Linked DNA regions of Homo sapiens: all the other regions are linked to region 3. A link is an interaction called in ENCODE POLR2A ChIA-PET data of the cell type or tissue named here. Cell type or tissue: endothelial cell of umbilical vein. All regions are shown on one strand. Each heading gives the region's core, and the rest is flanking DNA. Links, peaks and the distances in the headings are about the cores only.

The links. ChIA-PET counts read pairs that join two places held together with the same protein. Peaks named below come from ENCODE experiments on the same cell type or tissue, not always from the same donor. Only the 100,000 strongest peaks of a DNase experiment are listed, where the experiment ranks them.
Region 1: POLR2A ChIA-PET joins it to region 3 with 5 read pairs; 2 of 35 experiments call an interaction of 5 or more read pairs at or near these places.
Region 2: POLR2A ChIA-PET joins it to region 3 with 6 read pairs; 3 of 35 experiments call an interaction of 5 or more read pairs at or near these places.

Annotation. Positions count from the first base shown.
Region 1 is chr20:34,904,428-34,910,558 of GRCh38, forward strand. All of the region lies in intron 2 of ACSS2 (acyl-CoA synthetase short chain family member 2), which reads left to right. Among named protein-coding and RNA genes, the nearest start is that of ACSS2, 31 kb to the left of the region's middle. In endothelial cell of umbilical vein, for the core only: no CTCF peak of the experiment used is centred there; DNase peaks (open chromatin) are centred at 1,384 and 3,374; H3K27ac peaks cover 692 bases.
Region 2 is chr20:35,053,434-35,059,564 of GRCh38, forward strand. It overlaps TRPC4AP (transient receptor potential cation channel subfamily C member 4 associated protein), which reads right to left. Exons shown (of 19, transcript NM_015638.3): 4 at 4,081-4,138; 5 at 1,543-1,598. Among named protein-coding and RNA genes, the nearest start is that of TRPC4AP, 36 kb to the right of the region's middle. RefSeq lists an enhancer at 2,455-2,564. In endothelial cell of umbilical vein, for the core only: no CTCF peak of the experiment used is centred there; no DNase peak of the experiment used is centred there; H3K27ac peaks cover 249 bases.
Region 3 is chr20:35,163,606-35,169,736 of GRCh38, forward strand. It overlaps MMP24-AS1-EDEM2 (MMP24-AS1-EDEM2 readthrough), which reads right to left. Exons shown (of 15, transcript NM_001355008.2): 5 at 2,182-2,266. Among named protein-coding and RNA genes, the nearest start is that of PROCR, 5.4 kb to the right of the region's middle. In endothelial cell of umbilical vein, for the core only: no CTCF peak of the experiment used is centred there; DNase peaks (open chromatin) are centred at 1,826, 1,956 and 2,986; H3K27ac peaks cover 1,399 bases.

The DNA of each region.
Region 1 (6,131 bases), core at 765-5,764, 260 kb before region 3:
AGGGAAAGGGAGAGGAAGAGAGAATAGTTGTATGTGAGGACAGAGAGGAAATGAGGGACTAGATCATGTAGGCCATTGTGAGGACTTTGACTTTTACTCAAAATGAAATGGGAAGTGATCTGAGCATTCTGAGCAGAAGGGTGACATAATCTGAACTACCTAATGGTAGTTTTGGACTAGGATGGTAGAAATAGATGTGAAGAGAGGTAGTCTAATTCTAAATGGATTTTGAATCAATAATGGGTTAAAGTAAATTTCGAGAGTGTGAGAATGAAGTAGTTGGAGAAGACTCCTTGGAGGAGGTTCCCTAGGGGAAGAAGATGAGAAGGACTAGTGACTGTGTACCATGGGTTGTCACACCAACCATATGGCCTCCAGGTGAAGGAAAAGTAGTTTGGTTTATACCAAGGGTTCCCCATGTTATCCCACCAGCTAAATTTCTCATTAATAGTTTTGTTTGATTCACAGTGTTTAAACCTTTTTTTTTTTTTTTTTTTTTTGGTAGGCAGGGGCGAGACAGGGTCTCTGTTGCTAGGCTAGAGTATAGTAGCATCAACGTGGCTCACTGCAGCCTTGACCTCCCGGGCTTATGTGATCCTCCTATTTTAGCCTCTCGAGTAGCTGGGACCATAGGCATTAGCTACCATGCTTGGCTAATTATAAAATTTTTTGTAGAGACAAGTTCTCACCATGTTGCCCAGGCCAGTCTTGAACTCCTGTCCTCAAACAGTCCTCCTGCTTTGCCCTCCCAGAGTGCTGGTATTATGGCATGAACCACTGCAACTGGCCTTAAAGCTTTAAAAAAATTAGTGGTCAACACATATAAATTCAGAAGTTTTTTTTTTTTTTTTGAGACGGAGTCTCGCTCGGTCGCCCAGGCTGGAGTGCAGAGTGCAGTGCAGTAGTGTGATCTTGGCTCACTGCAAGCTCCACCTCCTGGGTTCACGCCATCCTCCTGCCTCAGCCTCCCGAGTAGCTGGGACTACAGGCGCCCGCCACCACCCCCGGCTAATTTTTTGTATTTTTAGTAGAGATGGGGTTTCACCGTCCTCTCGATCTCCTGACCTCATGATCCGCCCGCCTCAGCCTCCCAGAGTGCTGGGATTACAGGCGTGAGCCACCGTGCCTGGCCAATTCAAAAGTTTTGACAAAAATAGATTCCAGGCTGCTATTGAAAAATCGAAAAAATTGACAACATTGAGCCCTGATTCCTAGCAAGCAAAAGCTGACAGGAACCAAGTTTAGGTACTAGATGCCTCCTTTTGCCAGAGCATGCATTTGCCAGTTTTCCTGTCCTTCCCCTTCCCTATTGTTCCCCTGAAACTGAGGCTAAGGTTTATTATACATGTGCTGCTGTTTTCTTATAGGGAAGTGGAAAGGGAACTATTTCTTATCTTTATCATATATTTTCTTTCATGTGGTCCACTTATTTACATTCCGTGCCTAGATCCTGCCAATTTTTGAGCTTGCAGCTCCTGGTGTAGAGGAAAGAGGCCTGGACCTTAAGTCGTGGTCCCTGCTCTGCTGTGGTAACCCACCCTGTGATGCCAAGCATAGCTAATAGCCTCTTTGGATCTCAGAGTTAAGAGACTAAATTGGATGTTCTTTTAAGAGTTCTGATATCCTGGCCGGGCGCGGTGGCTCACACCTGTAATCCCAGCACTTTGGGAGGCCGAGGCGGGTGGATCACAAGGTCAAGAGATTGAGACCATCCTGGCTAACACGGTGAAACCCCGTCTCTACTAAATATACAAAAAATTAGCTGAGCGTGGTGGCAGGCGCCTGTGGTCCCAGCTACTCGGGAGGCTGAGGCAGGAGAATGGCGTGAACCTAGGAAGCACAGCTTGCAGTGAGCCGAGACTGCGGCACTGCACTCCAGCCTGGGTAACAGAGCAAGACTCCGTCTCAAAAAAAAAAAAAAAAAAGAGTTCTGATATCCTAGAGGGCTTGGGATTTTGCAGTAGGCCAATACCCTGCCCCTCACCTTTCCCAACCAGCCAGGGGCCCCAGCCTGGTGTGTATGTCAGAGAAAGAAGACACTGGAATGAGTAAGGTGCTTATATCAATAATGTATAACTTGAGCCCATAGCCAAGGAGAGGAATGCACACTGTGGTGTGTGTGTGTGTGTGTGTTTCACGGTTGGAAGTGGGCTCAAATAAGTTGTACTTGCATAGGTTGTGCTTATTTCTTCTTGTGCACTCTCTATGTACTAGGCTGTACTTGAGGTGCTAGGGATGTAGCAGTGAAGAAAACAAATAAGATCTCTGCTGTCAGCTGGGTGCAGTGGCTCACGCCTGTAATCCCAGCACTTTGGGAGGCCGAGGCAGGCGGATCACCTGAGGTCAGGGGTGTGAGACCAGCCTGGCCAACATCTTGAAACCCCGTCTCTACTAAAAATACAAAAATTAGCCAGGTGTGATGGTGGGTGCCTGTAATCCCAACTACCTGGGAGGCTGAGGCAGGGAGAATTGCTTGAACCCTGGAGGCGGAGGTTGCAGTGAGCCGAGATCGCACTATTGCACTCCAGCCTGGGTGACAGAGCGAGACTCCATCTCAAAAAAAAAAAAAAAAAAAAAGATCTCTGCTATCATGGAGCTTATATTCCAGTGAAGAAAACAGATAATATATAAGTAATTAACATACATGAGATAATTTCAAATAATGGAACGTTTCATGAAAAAAATAAAACAGAATGTGTTTTTTTTTTTTGAGACAGTCTTGCCCTGTCACCCAGGGTGGAGTGCAATGGCGCAATCTCAGCTCACTGCAACCTCCATCTCCTGGGCTCAGGTGATCCTCCCACCACAGCCTCCTGAGTAGCTGGGTTTACAGGCATGCGCCACCATGCCCGGCTAATTTTTGTCTTTTTAGTAGAGTTGGGGCTTCGCCATGTTGGCCAGGCCGGTCTCAAACTCCTGGCCTCAAGTGATCTACCCACCTCAGCCTCCCAAAGTGTGGGATTACATGTGTGGCACCTGGCAAAACAGAATGATTTGATAGAGAGTTTCTGAAGGGGCACACTGTGCACATAGGTGGCTACATGTATATGGTGGTTGTACTTGCAGATACAGATAAGTCCATGTTTGAATCCTGGGTGCATATATTTATCCTTGTTTGTGCCTATGTGTGCAGATGGGCAGCTTTTATGCCTAGAATGTTTGTATATTTATATGTGATTTTATACAAGTGAGCGCACATAGGTGAGTTGGTATGTGGTTTGCATATGGGGACACATGTGCTTGGGTATGTATATGTTGGCATTCAGCCATAACCGGAGACGTTCTGAAGTTCCTGTGGCACTTGTCAGTGAGCCAGTTAAGGAAATGGCTTTTCTGCCTCTGGCATTCAGGGCCGTTTGCCAGCTTCCTCTCTCCCTGTTCTTTCCCACTTTAGTAAGCTCCCTGTGTTTGGCTTCTCTCATCCCTAGGAGGGTTAAAGCCTACTGACTCATCGAGCCAGGAACTGGAAAAAGGCTGATAATCTTCTGTGTGACCTCTGTTAGTAAGAAAAGGCCTGGCTTCCCTGCCAGTCCCTGTCCTTCACACTATGAGGGAGAGTCCTGACTTGAAATCAGAAGACCTGAGCATCTATTCTTGGCTCTGCCACTTATTATTGTGTGACCAATAATCTCTCTAGGTTTCAGTTACCTCCTTCATAAGTGCTCTGTGCAGTAAGGAAGGAGAGGGGAAGCAATGGTCTGTGGTGCTAAGGGAGAGCCAGATGGTGCTGGTGTCTGAAGGAGGAGGGAGAATATTCTGAGCAGGGGCAATGATGTGGCCAAAAGCGTGGAGGTGGACCTGAACTTGCCAAGGGAAACCAGGGATCCACTTACAGTAAAATTCAAACTTCTTACTATTGCCTACAAGGCTCTACGTGATTTGGCTGCTGCCTACCTCTCATTCTTACCCAACTTCTTGCTCACTGAAATCTAGCCATACTGTCTTTCTTTCTTTCTTTGAAAAGGTCTCAGTGCCTTTTCACTTGATGCTCCTTTTCCCCAGAATACTCTTCCCAAGAATTAGTATGATTGCCTACCTCTCATTATTCAGGTCTTGGCTCAAATATCACCTCTCCAGAGAGAGGCCTTCCAGGACCATCTTATTTAAAGTAGTTGTTCCCTAATATTTATCAATATTTAAAATGCACACATCAGCCAGGCACGGTGGCTCACGCCTGTAATCCCAGTACTTTGGGAGGCCAGGGCAGGTGGATCACCTGACGTCAGGAGTTCAAGACCAACCTGACCAACATGGTGAAACCCCATCTCTACTAAAATGCAAAAATTAGCCAGGTGTGGTGGTGCACGCCTGTAATCCCAGCTACTCAGGAGTCTGAGGCAGAAGAATTGCCTGAACCCAGGAGGCGGAGGTTGCAGTGAGCCAAGATCGCGCCATTTTACTCCAGCCTGGGCAACAGGAGCAAAACTCCATCTTGGGAAAAAAAAAAAAAAAAAGCACACATCTCTTGAACCAACAGGTCCACTTCTGGTAATTCATCCTACAGATATACTTGCAGGTGAGTAAAGTGACATAAAAATAAAAATATTCATTGAAGCATTTATTTGTTAAATAAATTACAGTACATACAAATAGTGGAATATTTTGCAGCTGAGAAAGATAATGAAATAGCTCTTTAAGCTTGGCACCGTGGCTCACACCTGTAATCCCAACACTTTGGAAGGAAGGCTGAGGCAGGAGGATTGGAGGATCACTTGAGGCCAGGAGTTCCAGACTAGCCTGAGCAACATAGTAGGATCCTGTCTTTGCAAAAAAAAAAAAAAAAAAAAAAAGGTAGCCAGACATGGTGACTCTGGCCTGTAGTCCCAACTGCTCAAGAGGCAGAGGTGGGAGGATCACTTGAGTCTGGGAGGTTGAGGCTGTAGTGAGCTGTGATGGTGCCACTGCACCCCAGCCTGAGTGACAGAGTGAGACCCTGTCTCAAAAACAACAACAACAACAAATAAAAAAGAGAAATAGTTCTTTAAGTCTTGGTGAAGAATGATATCAAGGTATATTGTTAAATTTGAAAAATCAAGATGATCAATTTCTACACATAAGATTTGTGCATTTTATTGAATGCATATAATAATTAACAAAAGATACAGAATAGTGTGTATTGTATGCCATCATTTGTGTAGAAAAAATGAGACTATGTAAACAAATGCATGTAGTATATATGCTTGTCTGACAGACCTGTCCCTTAAGTAGAGCAGTTCTTCCTACCCCTGTTACCCTGTGCTTGACTGGGGACTATGAGGTGTTCATCTCTTTTCTGAACAACATTAAAATCCTTTTTTTTTTTTTTTTGAGACAAAGTCTTACTCTGTTTCCCAGGCTGGAGTGCAGTGGTGTGATCGCCGCTCGCTGTAGCCTTCACCTTCTGGGTTCAAATGATCCTCCCGCCTTAGCCTCCCAAGTAGCTGGGACTACAGGCGTGCACCACCATGCCCGGCTAATTTTTGTATTTTTAGTAGAGATGGGGTTTTGCCATGTTGGCCAGGCTGGTCTCAAACTCCTGACCCCAGGTGATCTGCCTGCCTTGGCCTCCCAAAGTGCTGGGAATACAGGTGTGAGCCTCTGTGCCTGGCCAAATTTTTTTTTTTTTTTTTTTTAAACAGAGTTTCACTCTTGTCGCCTAGGCTGGAGTGCGATGGCACGGTCTCAGCTTGCTGCAACCTCCATTTCCCGGATTCAAGCGATTCTCCTGCTTCAGCCTCCTGTAAAATTCAGTTTTTTAACATTCAATTTTCAAATTTTGGTCTTCAATGATATCTCAAGGGTCTTATTAAAGATCATAATGATACAGACTTCTTGCAAAGTAATTATTTTGGTCATTCCACACTAGTTGAATTACCCTAGCCCTGTGTCCTACAAAGAATGGTCCTGTCTGAATATTGATTGTTTCTGGAAAGTCACACAGAATATTGGTAACTGTTTTGCCCTGGGCATGGTGGCTCACGCCTGTAATCCCAGCACTTTGAGAGGCTGAAGCAGTTTTGCTTGAGGCCAGGAGTTTGGAGACCACCCTGGACAATATATCGAGACTCTGCCTCTATGAAAAATTTTAAAATAAAAAAATTAGCCAGGTGTGGTAGCATGTGCCCGTAGTCCCAGCTACTCAGGAGGCTGAA
Region 2 (6,131 bases), core at 765-5,764, 110 kb before region 3:
TGGAGTTGCCAAAGATGGAGTCATTATATTATACACTGTCTTCTTCTATAAGGACAATTTCTTATTGGCCTTAGTTGCAAGAACTGTGCATTTCCTGAACAATTTGAAATTTTATCTTATAGATCTCCCTGTGCCTATCTCTGTCATTGGCTATACATGGCTACCGAGCACTTAAAAGGTGGCCAGGCCAAACTAAGATGTGCTCTGGGTGTTCAAACAAGAGGAAAGAAAAACAAAACACACACACACATTGGATTTTGAGAGCTCAATACGAAAAACAAGTAAATATCTCATTAATAATTAATTATACTGATTACATGTTAGAATGACAATATTCTTGATACACTGTGTTAAACAGAATTTATCATTAAAATTAACTTCACCACTTCTTCCTACTTTTTTCTTTAAAAAAATGTGGCTACAAGGAAATTTAAAATAACCCAAGTGGCTTGCATTATATTTCAATTGCACAGCACTATTATAGATGCTGAATTACGTAAGTGTTCAAACATATTCCCCTATTTGTGTTGGCTGCTAAGAAGCTTGAAGCCAAATTTGTGCCCATCCGTAATACAGATGATTTTATGGTCTTCATTTTTATATCAGCCCAATTCCTGGCTATACGTTATGTCCCCACCTTTATCTTCTTCTTTCTTACCTGCTTCTAAGTTCGTGATCTTGGTAGATTTTGCATACACCCACAAGATGTCAGAAATCTTATTTTGAATGAGGCAAGAAATGAAATGGAGCTAAATGTTTTTTTTTTTTTATTTCCACAGCATACAGGGTTCACATTTATAATAGCGCTCGTCTCATTCTGCCATGTATTATGATTCACAGTTTACACAGTTTATCATAAGTTTCTAAAAGACAGGTACTGTATCTTTTAAAAACTAACATTTATATATTGTTTTACAAAGTGTTTTCACATCTACTATCTCATTTCTCACAATAAATCTATGATGTTAATACAACTGCTAACTGCATTCTATTGGTAAGAAACTACGGCTTGGGAGGTGTACTAAGCCAAGGGCCAGAACACAAAATCAGGTCCTAACACTAAGTGCCATCCTCTTTTGTTTCTACCAGATTGCTTTCTTTATTCACCATTCTTCCTGGCTCAGTGGTCAACCTAGTAGAGTCCTGCTCAATATATGGGCGGGGCTTCTGGTTCTCATTTTGTTTTCTAACAAGGAAAATGAAGAAATAGGCATAATGGAGTTAAAATGAGTCTTAAAGGTCACAGTCTGCCAACACTTGTCACCTTTTGACAAGTGTCCAGTTTCTACTTGGACAGCTCTAAGGCCAAAGGAGTTTACTACCTGCTGCAGCAGTCCTGGCTCTTAACAACTGCTACAAAATTCTGCCTCCCCGTAATTTCTACCAGTTAGTCCTGATTTTCAGGCACACATAAAATAAGCCCGATTCCCCCACTGTCTGAAAGCAGCTCTTATGTCTGCCATTCTACTCGAATATTCCCATCTTAAACATTGCAGACCTGGTAGGGGAGATAAACAGAGCCCCAGTGGCAGGGGTACTTACACAGACACAGGTATTATACAGGATACTCAAGCAGTCCTTGGACATTTCATCACTTACTGAAAGTGAAAGGGTAATGACTGGTTATTTTTCTCAATGAAAAGATAGTACAACAGTTACCACATTTTTTTCAGCATAAGAACTGTTATAATCCCCTCCAAGATGATTATTTTTCCTTTAATATACTTCTTCCAGCCCCTGTCTACCAAAGGTTTTCATAGTGCCCATCAGAACCTACAAGCCCATTTGCATATTGCTTTTGGTTTGATACAGCAGCTGTTTTCTTATTATGCTCCACAGTCTTCATAATTTCAACCTGTTGTTGTGCCATCATTTAATAAAGCCATTTTCCCTTAATGTCTTGCTTAGGATATATCTAGGATTTGTTTTTTTTGTTTTTTGTGTTTTTTGGCTATTTAAGTAGACCACAAATGAACAACTTAATATATATGTGTATCCTTTTCATGTTTGTATTAAACTAGTTCCTCAAGATACATTTTCAAAAGTAGAACTACTAGAATCTAAAGTATAGGCATCTTTTTTTTGTTCATTTGTTTTGGTTTTTTAAATGAGGTCTTACTCTGTCACTCAGGGGCACAATCACAGCTCACTGTAGTCTCGAACTCCTAGGCTCAAGCAATTTTCCCTCCTCACCCTCCCGAGTGGCTAGGACTGCATGCGCGTGTACCACGCCTGGCTAAAAGTTAAAAGTATAAGCATCTCAATTGCTCTTGTTATAAATTTCCATTGAAAGTTCTACTGCAGCAAACAAAAATACCATTTTTATCAGACTCATTAACTGAGCATTTCTTTTTTTGTTGCTGTTATCTGTGTTGGGCAAATGGCTCTTAATGTCTGATCTATTACTAATTCTTATAAAGAAACTACTACTTCCCTGTGAGCAGGAACAGGAAAGTAGCATAAAAACGAAACTTAATTTTCATGAGCCCAAAACCAAAAGATGATGAAACTGAGTATGAACCATGGACAAAGTGCTTTATTTGGCACTTGCTTCTATTTTTTAAAATTGTTTCCATTCACTCCTAAGCTGCTAGGAATGCTAAAATGCTAGGTCTCCTTCTCAGATCCCAATGGGCAGCCCTGCCAAGCTAGCTTGACTAGATGGGTTGTCTCATAATCCTGAGACAACGCAGACGCTCTGCATCCCTTATCACCACCTTTCAACCTACTGGGGCTCTGTGATTGATTTATTTAACGACTTCAGAGCAGGGTGAAACACTGCTCTGCATGTCTCACTATATATCTCACTATTTCTAGATCCTCCATTTTTAAAAGGAATTGGGATTCACTCATTCATCAAGTATTGTTCAGCATCTACTCTAGAGCAGATACAGTGGTGAGGGAAAAAAAGTCTCAGCCTTCATGGAACCTATAAATCTAGTGGGAAGAAGAGAGACTAAACAAGTGCACCAACAAATAATTACAATATGCTACTTGCTATGAGGGTACATAGAGAACATGAAAGACCAAGTTAGAATACACAGCTGAGACATTAAAAATGAATATAAATCCTCTTAATAACCACTACTGCATGCACAAATGAGGCCTTATACAGTATGTCGTATTGGGGTAAAAAAAAAATCTTTTAAATTAAAAAAACGCAAAGTTGGTAGGAGGGCATTCACCAAACATTAACTGAAGTCATCTCTGGCTTTTAACACCAGAGTAAAGTGCATTCACTTTTTTATTTTAAATTAAATACCGAAGCTGGGTGCGGTGGCTCATGCCTGTAATCCCAGCACTTGGGAGGCTGAGGTGGGCAGATCACTTGAGGTCAGGAGTTCGAGACCAGCCTGGTCAACATGGTGAAACCCCATCTCTACTAAAAAAAAAAATACAAAAATTAGCCGGGTATGGTGGTGGGCGCCTGTAATCCCAGCTACTTGAGAGGGTGAGGCAGGAAAATCACTTGAGCTCAGGAGGCGGAGGTTGCAGTGAGCCAAGATCATGCCACTGCACTCCAGCCTGGGCAACAGAGCGAGAGACTGTCTCAAAAAAAAAAAAATTGAATACCTAAAAAGAATTATTTGTAACGTGTAAGTTATAAAAAATAATAATAGAATATTACCCATATATCTACCACCCAGCTTAAGAAATAGTGCATACCAAAACACTCTGACTTTTTACCATTCACACCCTGGTAATGCCTGAACTTTTTACAAAGAGCATGTATCACCTTTCTAAAAAAAATAGTTTAAAAAAAATAAAACAGAGTGATCTTACTCTCTCAGCTAGTTATATGTGAGAAAGAAGAATTTCCCAAGGAAACATAGAAGCTGGATCACAGGACTATCAAAAGTACAAAGATGCATTCTCTTAACCCAGATCTGAATTTCTACGCAGTACAGAATGAATAAAGACAGCTGCTTAGCTGGGGGAGGAGAGAGCAACCTGTAGCTAAATGTAAGACATGTCCTTACTATTAAGAGTTAGGAAGGGAAGGAAGAAGGCAGCTGCTGGGAACTGCCACCGTATCGGCAGGTTGGAAAACAAGGACCAGTAGCTAATAGGTATACTTACTTTTCAGTTTCTGTCCCCGGATAGAGATCGTAGGCCTCATAAGAATTTCTACAAGAAGCTATAAAAAAAATTAGATAAAATCTTCAAAATTAATTCAAAGTATAACTTATAAAATGATTTTGCCATAACCATTCATGGCCCATGTATCTGTCACAGTATTACAAGACCCTTTTGTTCCAGGAGGCAGTTAAGGTTCAGTAAGGCTCCTGACTGCAGCAAGTCAGGAGACCCAGGTTCTAGTCCCAGCTTGGCCACCTACTTGCCCTTCTCTGGCCTCAGCTTTCTCATTTTTGAAAAGAAGTATTTTAGATTAGGTAATCTCTGGGATCTAATGCGGCTTTAATTTCTGAAAAGCTGCAGAACATTATTACTATGATTCTTCTGTTTAAAGAACATTTGTAAGTTTATTTTAAAAGGACTCAAAAGATACACCATAAATTGTTAACACTGATTTCTACAGGTTTGGGGGTTATATGCATGTGTTTTTTATTTTACATACTTTAATACAATTTTGCACAAACTGTTTAAAATAAGCATGTATTTAAAAATTCATTCTACGGAGAGAAAGGATAGTTGATAAAAGGGTCAATCCATTAGAAAGATATAACAACTACAAATATGTATGTACCTAACAATAGAGCCCAAAAATACATGAAACAAAAGCTGGCAGAAATGAAGGAAACAGATAATTTAAAAATAAAAGTTGGACACGTTAATAACTCTGCTTTCAATAATAGACAACTAGGCAGACGAGCAAAGAAATAGAAGACTTGAACACAACGAACACATATATTCTAACAGACATCTACAGAACACTCCATGCAGCAAGAACAGAGTATACATTCTACTCAAGTGCACATGAAACATTCTCCAGGACAGATCAAATTTCAGGCCACTGAACAAGCCTCAATAAATTTAAAAGCACTTAAATCACATACAGTATGTTGTGTGGCCACAATGGAATGAAATTAAAATCAGAACGAAATTTGGGAAATTCATGAATTATATGGATAATTTTAAAAACCCATCCTAAATAATAATGGGCCAAAGAAGAAACCACAAGGGGAAGTATAAAGTATCCAAGAAGGATGAAAATACCAAAACTTATGATGTAGCTAATGGAGTGCTCAGAGGGAAATTTATAGCTGTAAATGCCTATATTAAAAGAAAATTCTTTTTTTTTTTTTTTTTTTTGAGACAGAGTCTTGCTTTGTCTCCCAGGCTGGAGTGCAATAGCCCTATCTCGGCTCACTGCAACCTCCGCCTCCTGGGTTCAAGCGATTCTCCTGCCTCAGCCTCAGAGTAGCAGGGATTACAGGTGCCTGCCACCACTCCTGGCTACTTTGTGTATTTTTAGTAGAAACGAGGTTTTGCCATGTTGGCCAGGCTGGTCTTGAACTCCTGACCTCAGGTGATCTGCCCACCTTGACCTCCCAAAGTGCTGGGATTACAGGCATGAGCCACCGCACCCGGCCAAAGAAAATTGTTTCTAATCGATAACCTAATCTTCTACCTTAAGACACTGGAAAAAGAGCAGACTAAACCCAAAGCAAGCAAAAGGGAGAATAAGAGTTGAAACAAATGAAACAGAGAATAGAAAATAACAGAAAATGAACAAAACCAAAAGCTGGCTCTTTGAAGACTGGCAAATTCTTAACTAGACTGACCAAGAAAAAAGGAGAGAGGATACAGATTACTATACTCAGAAATAAAGGAGAGGGCATTACCACCAACCTTATGGCAACAAAAGTGATTATAAGGAACTACTATGAACAACTGTATGCCAACAAATTAGATGACCTAGACGAAATGGACACATTCCTAGAAAGACATAAAACTAAAAACTGACTTAAGAAGAAACAGAGGCTGAGCATGGTTGTTCATGCCTGTAATCCCAAGACTCTGGGCGGCTGAGGTGGGAGGACTGATTGAAGCCAGAAGATTGAGACCACCCTGGCCAACACAGCAAGACCCCATGTCTCTACAAATAAAATAAATTAGCTGGGCGTGGTGGTACGCCTATAGTTCCAGCTACTTGGGAGACTGAGGCA
Region 3 (6,131 bases), core at 459-5,458:
AAGAACAAAGCTGGAGGCATCACGCTACCTGACTTCAAACTATAGTACAAGGCTACAGTATACAAAACAGCATGATATACCAAAACAGATATATAGACCAATGGAACAGAACAAAGCCCTCAGAAGTAACACCACACATCTACAACCATCTGATCTTTGACAAATCTGACAAAAACAAGCAATGGGGAAAGGATTCCCTGTTTAATAAATGGTGTTGGAAAAACTAGCTAGCTATATGCAGAAAACTGAAACTGGACCCCTTCCTTACACCTTATACAAAAATTAACTCCAGATGGATTAAAGACTTAAACATAAGACCTAAAACCATAAAAACCCTAGAAGAAAACCTAGGCAATACCATTCAGGACATAGGCATGGGCAAAGATTTCATGACTAAAACACCAAAAGCAATGGCAACAAAAGCCAAAATTGGCAAATGGGACCTAATTAAACTAAAGAGCTTCTGCACAGCAAAAGAAACTATCATCAGAGTGAACAGGCAACCTACAGAATGGGAGAAAATTTTTGCAATCTATCCACCTGACAAAGGGCTAATATCCAGAATCTACAAAGAACTTAAACAAATTTACAAGAAAAAAAACAACTCCATCAAAAAGTGAGCAAAGGATATGAACAGACACTTCTCAAAAGAAGACATTTATGTGGCCAAAAAACATATGAAAAACAGCTCATCATCACTGGTCATTAGAGAAATGCAAATCGAAACCACAATGAGATACTATCTCATGCCAGTTAGAATGATGATCATTAAAAAGTCAGGAAACAACAGATGCTGGAGAGGATGTGGAGAAATAGGAATGCTTTTACACTGTTGGTGGGAGAGTAAATTAGTTCAAACATTGTGGAAGACAGTGTGGTGATTCCTCAAGGATCTAGAACCAGAAATACCATTTGACCCAGCAATCCCATTACTGGGTATAAGGATTATAAATCATTCTACTATAAAGAATACATGCAGAGGTATGTTTACTGTGGCACTATTCACAACAGCAAAGACTTAGAACCAACCCAAATGCCCATCAGTGATAGACTGGATAAAGAAAATGTGGCACATATATACCATGGAATACTATGCAGCCATAAAAAAGGATGAGTTCATGTCCTTTGCAGGGACATGGATGAGGCTGAAAACCATCATTCTCAGCAAACTAACACAAAAACAGAAAACCAAACACTGCATGTTATCACTCATAAGTGGGAGGTGAACAATGAGAACACATGGACACAGGGAGGGGAATATCACATACCAGGGCCTGTCAGGGGGTAGGGGGCTAGGGGAGGGATAGCATTAGGAGAAATACCTAATGTAGATGACGGGTTGATGGGTACAGCAAACCACCATGACAAGTGTATACCTGCGTAACAAACCTGCACATTCTGCACATGTACCCCAAACTTAAAGTATAATAAAAATTAAAAAAAGAAATCTAAACACAGAAAAGGTACAGTAAAAATATGGTATAGTCGATTTTAAAAGGTACACCTGTAGAGTGTGTACTTCATGCATGGAGCTTGAAGGACTTGGTGTTGCTCTGAGTGGGTCAGTGAGTGAGTGGTGAGCAAATGTGATGGCCTACGACATTACTGTACACTACTGTAGAATTTATCAATACTGTTCACTTAGGCTGCACTAAGTTTATGCAAAAATATTTTTCTTTCTTCAGTAATAAATTAACCTTAGCTTACTGTAAAAAAAAAAAAAGTGAAAAGTTAATATTTATGTGTTCTGTGTTCAGGAAACCAGGAGGAATGGATTTGGCTGAAACTGGAATACATGGATAGATAAGGCTAGAGAGATAGGCAGGAGCCAAGCCAACAATACTAGGCTCCCATCAATTGCTGGGGCAGGCAAGAGCAGGCATCATCCTGAGTGTTTGGAGCTTCTTTTCATGTTCCCTAAGTTGGGGGGTGTTGGGGGGATGATACAGGGGGAAATTCTGATTAAGACTTAACATCTATTCCTTTGCCTTCTCTTCAAGAAGTCATACTTGATGTCCATCCCTCCTGGACAGGGTCCGTTCTGTTTGCTGCTAAGCTCCTTTCTTATCTCTCCCACCTACTGAACACGTACTGTGTTCTGGGAGTTTTGAATGCATCATCTTGTTTATCCTCATGAGATGGTCTAATAATGAAGAAAGCATGTTTTGGCATCCAACTCACCTGGGTATGAGTCCCAGCTCTGCCTTTTACTAGCTGGATGTCTTTGAGCAGCTCAGTTCCCTGTTCTGTGCTTCTGTGTCCTCATCTGTAAAATGGGAACGACGGCTATTTCTTCAGACTGCCCTCCCTCCCTCCTTTTCTGTCTCCCTCCCTCCCTCCCTTCCTCCCTCCCTCTTTCCCCCTTCTTCTTTTCTTTTCTTTCTCTCTTTCTTTCTTTTCTTCTTTCCTTCTTTCTTTTTTCTTTCTCCTTCTTTCCTTCCTTCCCTCCTCTCTCTCTCTCTTTATTTCTGTCTGCCTGTCTTTCAACAGGGTCTTGCTATATTACCCAGGCTGGTCTCAAACTCCTGGACTCAAGCAATCCTCCCAGCTTGGCCCCCCAAAGTGCTAGGATTACAGGCCTGAGCACCTGGCCTGGACTTTCTTCAGACTTTTCACAGGGTACTAGTGAGAAAAAAATACATGGACTCTGCTTACTTAATACTGTGCCTGGCACATTGTAAGCTCTTCGCACATGTTATTGTTATTATTCCTCATCCTAAGGGGGAAGTGCCTTTGAAGGGTCCACACTCCTTTGTTACCCAAATTGGGCCAGGTTGCTTAAACTGCCGTTCTTCAGTAGCTAACAACAGGGGTGGGAGAGCCTGGTCCTCTGAAGTCCAGCTGGGCACACGGCCAGTCCCTGGCCTGTCCCTGCTCCTGCTGCCCTGGCAAGGCCTCCCTCACCCACTGGGGCTGCACCAGCACTGGCCCCAGCTCAGCTTCCTGTCTCCCTTATCTTCCTCCAGCATGTGCTCTCTGGAGTAGGAAACACCACCGCTTGCTTCCTTCATTTCCCTTTGCTCAACGGGACCCTCATTCTTTAGGTCTCAGTCAAATCCCAGCTGCTGGCCTGGTGCCCACTCTGTGATTTTCTACACCTCAGCCACCCAGGCCAGATGCAGTGTAGGCCATGGCTCCAACAGCAGCATTTCTCTTTTCTTCCCCACCCCCATCCCTGGGTTTAGAATGAGAAAAGGCTCAAGTTGCCCCCCTCCCAACTTCCCTACCCGCAACACTCTTTTTATTTTCTCTGTTCCCAGCTCCATACTTCCATGCTTTTTTTTTTTTTTTTTTTTTTTTTTGAGATGGAGTCTTGTTCTGTTGCCCAGGCTGGAGTGCAGTGGCAGGATCTCGGCTTACTGCAACCTCCACCTCCCGGGTTCAAGTAAGTCTCCCACCTCAACCTCCTGAGTAGCTGGGATTACAGGCACGCCACCATGCCCAGCTAATTTTTGTATTTTTAGTAGAGACGGGGTTTTACCATGTTGCCCAGGCTGGTCTCAAACTCCTGACCTCAGGTGATCCATCCACCTTGGCCTCCCAGAGTGCTGGGATTACAGGCATGCCCAGTCCCATACTTTCTGAGTTCAAATCCTCGCTCTGCACTTCCAAGCTGTGTGACCTTGGGCAAGTTACTTAACTATTTTTCTGGGCTTTGATTTTTTTTTTTTTTTTTTGTACAGAGGAGCAGAGGAGGATTCATCAGGTTGCCCAGGTTGGTCCAAACTCCTGGGCTCAAGGGATCCTTCTGCCTGGGCCTCCCAAAATGCTGGGATTACAGGCATGAGCCACCATGCCCAGTTTTTTTGGTTGTTGTTTGTTTTGTTTTGTTTTGTTTGAGACAGGGTCTCTTTCTGTCACCCAGGCTGGGGTGCAGAGGCACAGACATAGCTCACTGCAGCCTTGACCTTTTGACATCCTGGGCTCAAGCCATACTCCTGCCTCAGCCTCCCAAGTAGATGGGACCACAGGTGTGTACTACCATGCCTGGCTAATTTAAAAAAAATTTTTTTGTAGAGATGGAGTCTCATATGTTGCCATGCTGGTCACTAATTTACAGGCATGAGCCACTACACCCAGGCAGCTTTATTTTATTTATTTTTTTGTCTGTAGCATGGAAACAATGAGCATGGTCTGCCCCAGAGAAAGTGATTAAAGGCCTAGCACATAGTATGAATTTAAAGAATGTTTTATAACATATATATTAAACATTCAAGCATGTTGGAGGTATGTGTTAAAAAAATGTATTGATGGAAAGTGATCAAAATAATTTTTGAGTCACTGTGTGGGAGTTAAATTCACAAACTTTGGCACCAGAGAGAGAGAGAAACTTTCAAATTATAGCTTTTGCTGTGTGACCTTAGGTAAGTCACTTAACCTCTCTGAGCCTCAGTTTCTTAGTAAAATGGTGATGCTAGTGAAACCCATTTCACAGGGCTAGCATAAGAATAAAGTAAGATTATTTAAGTAAAGAGCCGAACACTGTTTCTGGCCTACAATAAGTGTTACCTATAATAATGCTATCATTGTCTCACTGTTCAATTTTCAGGGCTCTAGTATATGAGAGGGGTGCTTGGGAAATAGCTGTTGCTGCTGCTATCTGTCCATGATGGATCTTAACCTGATTAGAAAGGCCTCCATGTGGCTGGGCGTGGGGGCTCGTGCCTGTAATCCCAGCACTTTGGGAGGCCAAGGCAGATGGATCACTTGAGGTCAGGAATTCGAGACCAGCCTGGCCAACATGATGAAACCCTATCTCTACTAAAAATGCAAAAATTAGCCAGGCATGGTGGCACCTGCCTGTAATCCCAGCTACTTGGGAGGCTGAGGCAGGAGAATTGCTTGAATCCAGGAGGTGGAGGTTGCAGTGAGCAGAGATCATACCATTGCACTCCAGTCTGGGCAACAGAGCGAGACTCCATCTCAAAAAAAAAAAAAAAAAAAGAAAGAAAGAAAAGGAAAGAAAGCCCTTGATGTAATGAGCTCTGTGTAAGATAATGTGGATGAAAGTGGACCCAGACCCTACCCGCTTAGATGGAAGGCTCACAGCATTCAATTCCAAATTGGTTCAATCGTACACTCTTTTGCCCTCTCTTATCCATCCCAAAGTACCCTTCAAGCCTTCAAGGGAGAAAAAAGGCAAAGCAAAAATATGCACAACCTCACTAAGAACCAGAAAAATGCAAACTAAAACCAAAGAGAAATGCCATTTTACACCCAACCATCTGATAATGCCAAGGGCTGGCAAGGATGTGAAGCGAGGGAATTCTCATACACTGCTGGGAACGTAAATTGGCACAACCTTTCTGTAAAACAGTTTGGCAATATCTAGTAAAACTGAAGATGCATATACTTTATTACTCAGAAATTCCACTGTCAAGTTTGCACCTACAAAAACTCCCACATATGCACAAGGACTCGAGTATGAGAATGTTCATACCAGCACTGTTTGTAATAGCAAAAAACTGGAAAAAACTTAAGTGTTCAGCAACAAGAGAATGGATACATAAATAATGATCTATTCCCAAAATTGATTTTTTTTTTTGAGACAGGGTCTTGCTCTGTTGCCCAGGCTAGAGTGCAGTGGCATGATCATGGCTCACTGCAGTCTCAACCTCCTGGGCTCAAGCAATCCTCCTACCTCAGCCTCCTGAGTAGCTGAGACCACAGGCACAACCCATCACACCCAGCTAATTTTATTTTTTTTGTAGAGATGGGGGTCTCACTATGTTGCCCAGGCTGGTCTTGAACTCCTGGGCTCAAATGATCCACCCACCTCGGCCTCCCAAAGTGCTGGGATAATACCTCCCCAGCCGGAATATTTTAAAGCAGTGAAAATGAATGGTCTACACATAGCCACATGAATGAATCTTATTAATACATTAAGTGAAAAAAGCAAAAGGTACAGAGGAATACATACATTTTAATACCATTTATATAAAGCTCAAAATATGTGAAATACCACTATCTATTGTTTAGGGATATATACATAAGTAGTGTAAGTATACAGAAATATAAGGAAATGAAAAATATCAAATCTTCATTTTCATCTGAAGTGGTTACTTCAGGGGCTGTGGCAGGGAGAGAGAGATGCAGCTGAGGAAGAGTCCATAGGGGGCTTCAACTATATT